Linked DNA regions of Homo sapiens: region 1 is linked to region 2. The links are chromatin contacts, found by Hi-C or POLR2A ChIA-PET in ENCODE. All regions are on one chromosome and are shown on one strand. The core of a region is the stretch at or near the end of the contact, and the rest is flanking DNA. Distances in the headings are between cores, read along the strand shown. Region 1 overlaps ZNF827 (zinc finger protein 827). Region 2 overlaps C4orf51 (chromosome 4 open reading frame 51).

The links. Hi-C counts contacts between places; a loop is a spot of excess contacts on that map. ChIA-PET counts read pairs that join two places held with the same protein, here RNA polymerase II (POLR2A). Pooled maps may share reads with other maps.
Region 1: a pooled map shows a loop between it and region 2 (8-fold over the local background). The contact joins two enhancer-like sites. A Hi-C loop is called at or near these places in 34 of 168 maps with a recorded cell type or tissue (Caco-2, Calu3, GM12878 and 22 more), 17 of 37 single-sample maps with no recorded cell type and 31 of 50 pooled maps. POLR2A ChIA-PET finds 5 or more read pairs at or near these places in 8 of 52 experiments (HEK293T, MCF 10A, PC-9 and 4 more).

What each region holds. Positions count from the first base shown.
Region 1 is chr4:145,807,007-145,809,706 of GRCh38, reverse strand. The region is part of intron 8 of ZNF827 (zinc finger protein 827); the gene reads left to right. Among named protein-coding and RNA genes, the nearest start is that of C4orf51, 130 kb to the right of the region's middle. RefSeq lists enhancers at 1,105-1,294, 524-1,723, 2,151-2,370. Within about 2 kb of position 1,291, at least 10 of the 41 ENCODE cell types and tissues checked have a DNase peak (open chromatin) inside an H3K27ac peak, as active enhancers do; they include GM12878, where a contact is called at or near this core.
Region 2 is chr4:145,720,222-145,722,921 of GRCh38, reverse strand. The region is part of intron 2 of C4orf51 (chromosome 4 open reading frame 51); the gene reads right to left. Among named protein-coding and RNA genes, the nearest start is that of C4orf51, 41 kb to the right of the region's middle. RefSeq lists enhancers at 1,922-1,971, 2,612-2,700. Within about 2 kb of position 1,258, at least 3 of the 41 ENCODE cell types and tissues checked have a DNase peak (open chromatin) inside an H3K27ac peak, as active enhancers do; they include GM12878, where a contact is called at or near this core.

The DNA.
Region 1 (2,700 bases), core at 42-2,541, 87 kb before region 2:
TGGGGTCAGTCAGTTGCCAGAATGCTGTCTGAAAAACATCTCAAAAGACCAATCTTAGATGCTACAATAGTGATGTTATCTATAGAAGCAACTGGGGAAGACACATCTTGTGACCTCTGGCCACGTGACTCCTGAGCAGTAAGGGATTATAGAAACTACACCTTCATTTTAGAATTCAGACCCTTCTCATAATCCTAGTCTTGTGGACTTTTATTAGTTTTCAGTCTGTGAGCCAGAAGGGCATTAGTTTTAGGGAGGGACTATTATCATCATTGTTTCAAAGTTAAATTATAAACTAAATTCTCCCCATGGTTAGCCTGCCCTAGGCCCAGGAAAAAGCAAAGGCAGCCAGTCTGTGAGGCCAGAAGCAAGAATGGAGTCAGCCATGCTGGACTTCTCTCACTGTCATCATCTTTGCAAAGGTGGTTTCAATCAGAAAACACCAATAAGTTAGTTTCATTTTGAACAAAGGAGAAAATATCTTTTCATACTATTCTCATACTGAATGCTTGACACCAACTCTCTCTGGAAGTTTCTATCATGAGGATATTCCTGGAGCTTTGGACAAAATCCACTTTGGCAGAACCACATTTAAATATGACGCTAGGCTGGGCACAGTGGCTCACACTTGTAATCCCAATGCTTTGGGAAGCCAAGGCAGGAGGATTGTTTGAGGCCAGGAGTTCAAGACCAGCCTGGGCAATGTAGCAAGACCCCGCCTCTGCAAAAAATTTAAAAATTAGCCATGTATGGTCGTGTATACCTGTAGTCCCAGCTACTTGGGAGGCTGAAGCAGGAGGATTGCTTGAGGCCAGGAGTTCAAGGCTGCAGTGAGCTATTAATAAGATCAAGCCACTGCACTCCAGCCTTGGTGTCAGAGAGACACTGCCTCTAAAAAATAAAATTAAAAAACAAGCAAATACATAACTGTGACTCCAGAAAAATGGTAGACCTAAAAGCAGCTAAAGTAAATGGAGATATTTTCAATGAAAATGTTGGGAAAAAATCTTGTAAAGTGGTATTTGCAAAGTAGAACTCCTCTTTAAGGTATCAAAGTGCTTCAGACTAAGGAACACTATTTGAATGTTCTGCGTTTATCTGTACCTACTACCTTCATAATTTCCCCATCCTCTGTTGTATGCACTCTACAGAACCTCTTTCCTATCGGGGCTTTCCAGTCAAAATGACTCATCCAGCTGCAGAATCTAGTTTCTCCGCCCTAAGTATCTAGGAATGAGTCACTCAAATGAGTTGCTTCTTTTTTAACTTCAATGGAATTAGGCTTGAAAGATTCATGATGGGGGAGGGTCCTGGGAAAGGGGCCTGTGCTGAGGTTATCAGGGAAATCAGCTGTATTATAGGAATGGGAAAGAGGCCAGGAAACAGGATAATGAGGGAGTGGGATAGCCTGGAGGTAGAATGATTTATAAAAAAAGATTAGATCCAAATTCTGGCTGTCTTTGTTAGAGTATGGAGGCAGGAATTAATTGGTTATGTGGATTGTAGGTAACCATTTTGTGGCAAGATGACTTAAAAGGTAAGGTGACTCATCCTAATTATTTTTTTTTTGCTCACTAATTTTCTATGTACTGTATAGTCACTTGCACCCACAGAAAAACAAGGGGAAAGTTTACTCAGGAAAAAAAAAAAAATGTGTACTCTTGCAAATGCTTTTAACATGTAGGCAAGCTTTCGGTATGTGAAAGTTATTTCTGACACAATTTTTGGTCAAATTGTTTTTCATTTTTATGAAAATGTTAATTTTTAAAGCACTCTGGTCTATCTCCCAACTGTTACTTTTATCACTCGAAAATGTGTTATTTTAAAAATATCATCACTGGTGTCATACTAAGACTTGCCATGCCTTTCATAGTAATTAATGTTTTTTGTTTTTTGTTTTTTTTTTGTTTTTGTTTTTTGTTTTTTTTTTTTAAAGCAGCCTGGCACAGTGGCTCACGCCTGTAATCCCAGCACTTTGGGAGGCCAAGGCGGGCGAATCACGAGGTCAGGAGTTCAAGACCAGCCTGGCCAAGATGGTGAAACCCCATCTCTACTAAAAATACAAAAATTAGCTGGGCGTGGTGGTGGGCGCCTGTAATCCCAGCTATTTGGGAGGCTGAGGCAGAGAACTGCTTGAACCCAGGAGGCGTTGGTTGCAGTGAGCTGAGATGGCGCCACTGCACTCCAGCCTGGGCGACAGAGCGAGACTATGTCTCAAAAAAAAAAAGCACTGGGACATGAAAAAGAAAAATGAAAGTTATCTTTGGGTGATGATGGGAACTCTGATTGAGGGTTTTAGTTTTGTTTCCCCCTACCACCACCTTGTCTCTCTTCTTCTAGTTTTCTATAATGAGCATGAAACACTTCTATAAAGAAAAATTAAATGTTTAGAGGGAGTAAGATGTTAAGGAACAAAGGTAAGATTCATGGTGCTCTGAGTTAATAGGCCGTAAGCTTAATAATTATGGTTATACACAGGATAGGTCTTTGTCAGAGACTGCTAAACATCTTGTACAACAATCTTGTGTAAACAACAGTGGTCAGGAAAAGACTCCCCAGAAGGTGAAATTCCAACAAATTTTGGCAGAGTCATTTCAGAAACGTTAAAGTTACACATCCTGTAAGTTATTAATAAAGATGTGAAATCCTTGTATGAAATACGACTATGATCACAGTCATTTCCATTTGGAGGTTCACGAA
Region 2 (2,700 bases), core at 9-2,508:
AGATCATCAGGCATTAGATTCTCATAAGGAGCATGCAGCCCAGATCCTTTGCATGCTCAGTTCACAATAGGGTTTGTGCTCCTAGGAGAATCTCATGCTACCACTGATCTGACAGGAGGCGGAGCTCAGGCAGTAGTGCCAACCATGGGGAGTGGCCATAAATGCAGATGAAGCATTGCTTGCTCCCCACTGTACACCCCCTGCTGTACAGCCCACTTCCTAACAGGCCATGGACTGGTACAATTTTTATGAATATTTTTCTGAAGATAGGTCCCAGAGCTTTCATCAGATTTTTCAAAGTGTCTCAAAAATATAAGGTATCATTGTCTTAAAGAGAGATGTGTTAACCATTGGGATAGATTAGAGAGCAAATCTCTTTCATGACAGATTTTTAAGAATAAGTCATTCAATGGTCTATATATTAGATACAAATTATTCTAGCAATGTTAAATTTCTTTTTTTCTGATCAGCTGACTTTAAGAAAATGTCAGACTTTTTTTGAGTGTGATAACAATGTTGTGGTTATGTAAGAGAACATTCTTATCCATAGGAGACTCATGCAGAAGTATTTAGGATATACTGTTATGATATTTTAATTTTACTCTCAACATTCCAGCAAATAAGTATATATAGGCATCAGTATAGAGAGATTTAGATAAAGCAAATGTTAGGAAATGTGGCAAAATATTAACAATTGGTGAATCTAGGAGAGGGCAGGTGGGTATTGATTGTGCCATTTTAACTTGCTTGTGGATTTTAGAAATTCTTTAAAAGAATTTTTAATTCTTTATTCTTTGGGAACAAAAGAATAAGGCAGTCCATTTATCTGTCTTTTTATTCGTGCCCTCCCCCATTTATCTGCCTTAACTTGGTAATTATAAAGAAGGCAGTTCTATTATATTTTGTAAACGGCTAAAACCAGGCACACACACAAAAAAAGGAAAATCACCAAGGAGCATCCCAAATTACATTTGAGCTATAGCTATAACCAAGGACAGAATTAAAAATAATGCTTCACCTTTTCCCTAATTTTCTCCCCACGTAACTCCCGCCCATCTCATAGGCAGACACATGGTTTGTTCATATAAGTCTACTAAAATCACTATGGTGTCCACCATATCTCTATCTTTTAAGTTCACAGGCAAAATCAATTGCAGCCACCTCCTAGTTGATGTTATGCTTGAACAGTAAAGTGCACACAGTAACAGATGGCATCTTGTGACCTTCTTAATAACAGGCTTGGCTGCCAATGTTCCCTTGTGCCCAGTCTCTGCAGGGAATTTGGAAACTGTTGCCTTACACTTGAATATCTTCCGGCAAACACATTTAACCATTTCTTAGTCTGTTTTCTAATTTAAAATAGAGAGAGGAAAACAAAACAAAATTCCCACCACCTAGAAGGGACATTGATATTTTCTGAGTCCAGAGGCCCATCCCGGGATTCTCTGGGGTGTGCTGGCAGTCACACAGCGTAGCTGTCATGTTTAGTGTGGTGAGGCCCTCAATTCCAGGCAAAGTGTTTATCACTCTACCTAGACATATTGGTGGCCAGTGTGATCTTTTTTTTTTTTTTTTTTGAGACAGAGTCTCACTCTGTCGCCCAGGCTGGAGTGCAGTGGTGCAATCTCAGCTCACTGCAAGCTCCACCTCCCAGGTTCAAGGTATTCTCTGGCCTCAGCCTTCTGAGTAGTTGGAACTATAGGCGCCCACCACCACACCTGGCTAATTTTTGTATTTTTAGTAGAGACGGGGTTTCACCATATTGGCCAGGCTGGTCTCAAACTCCTGACCTTGTGATCCGCCCACCTCAGCCTCCCAAAGTGCTGGAATTACAGGTGTGAGCCACCACACCTGGCCATCTTTTTTCTTCCTGTAGTTTAAAAGAAATGTATTCACTTCTCACAGCAAGGCATACAAATTAGCCAAAAAACAATCTAAGTCATGAAGTTAAAAGGTCCCTCTGCCATGACAGCTCACGCCGTGGTGAGTGAGGCTTGTTTTCAGTCATCTAGTTCCCTTTGTTGCAAACCTTGGGCAGCTGTGGCTATCAAGGTCCATAGAGAAATGGGGAAGGAGGGTGAGAGCAGTGATTAGGTGAGGGAGCAGCCTGCCTGTCTGACCCCTGACCCCTCCACTGTCCCACAGGGGCATCTTTCCTTTGTTGAAAATGGAAGCCAAATAAGGGTGACCCTAGGGGAAAACAATGAAGACAATCACACCAAAGCCCTTCGGAGTCCTTTTCTCCCCTCAGCAGAATGACCTGTAAGGCCTTGTACCAGGAAGGAAGTGCTAAAATCAGTCTCTGCTAGGCAATCAGTGTGGGGAGATGAGTGGAGGAAGAGCAAGAAGAACACTCCCGGGGAATATGTGGTGGGGTAAAAAGTGCAGCACCTCAGCTAGCAACAGCTCAGCCGACAGGTGGAATATTGTGTGGAGTCACTCACAGAAGGAGAGTCTTAATCACAGTAAGACCTAGGGCTCCTTTGGGGGAGTGTAGGTGGGGGGTTTTCACTCCTGGGTATCTCCCCGTATAGCTGAGGAGAAGTGAGAAGTGAGAGTCTTCCTGTTGGCCCCATTTCTGGACTTCAGAACAGAGGAGGCCTTGGAGAGGGAAGTTTCCTCTGCTGGGAAAAGCTGGCCTGGGTGTGAGAAAGCCTTGGCTGGGGAGCTGTGAGTCTCTCCCAGGAAAGCTGGGGGAGG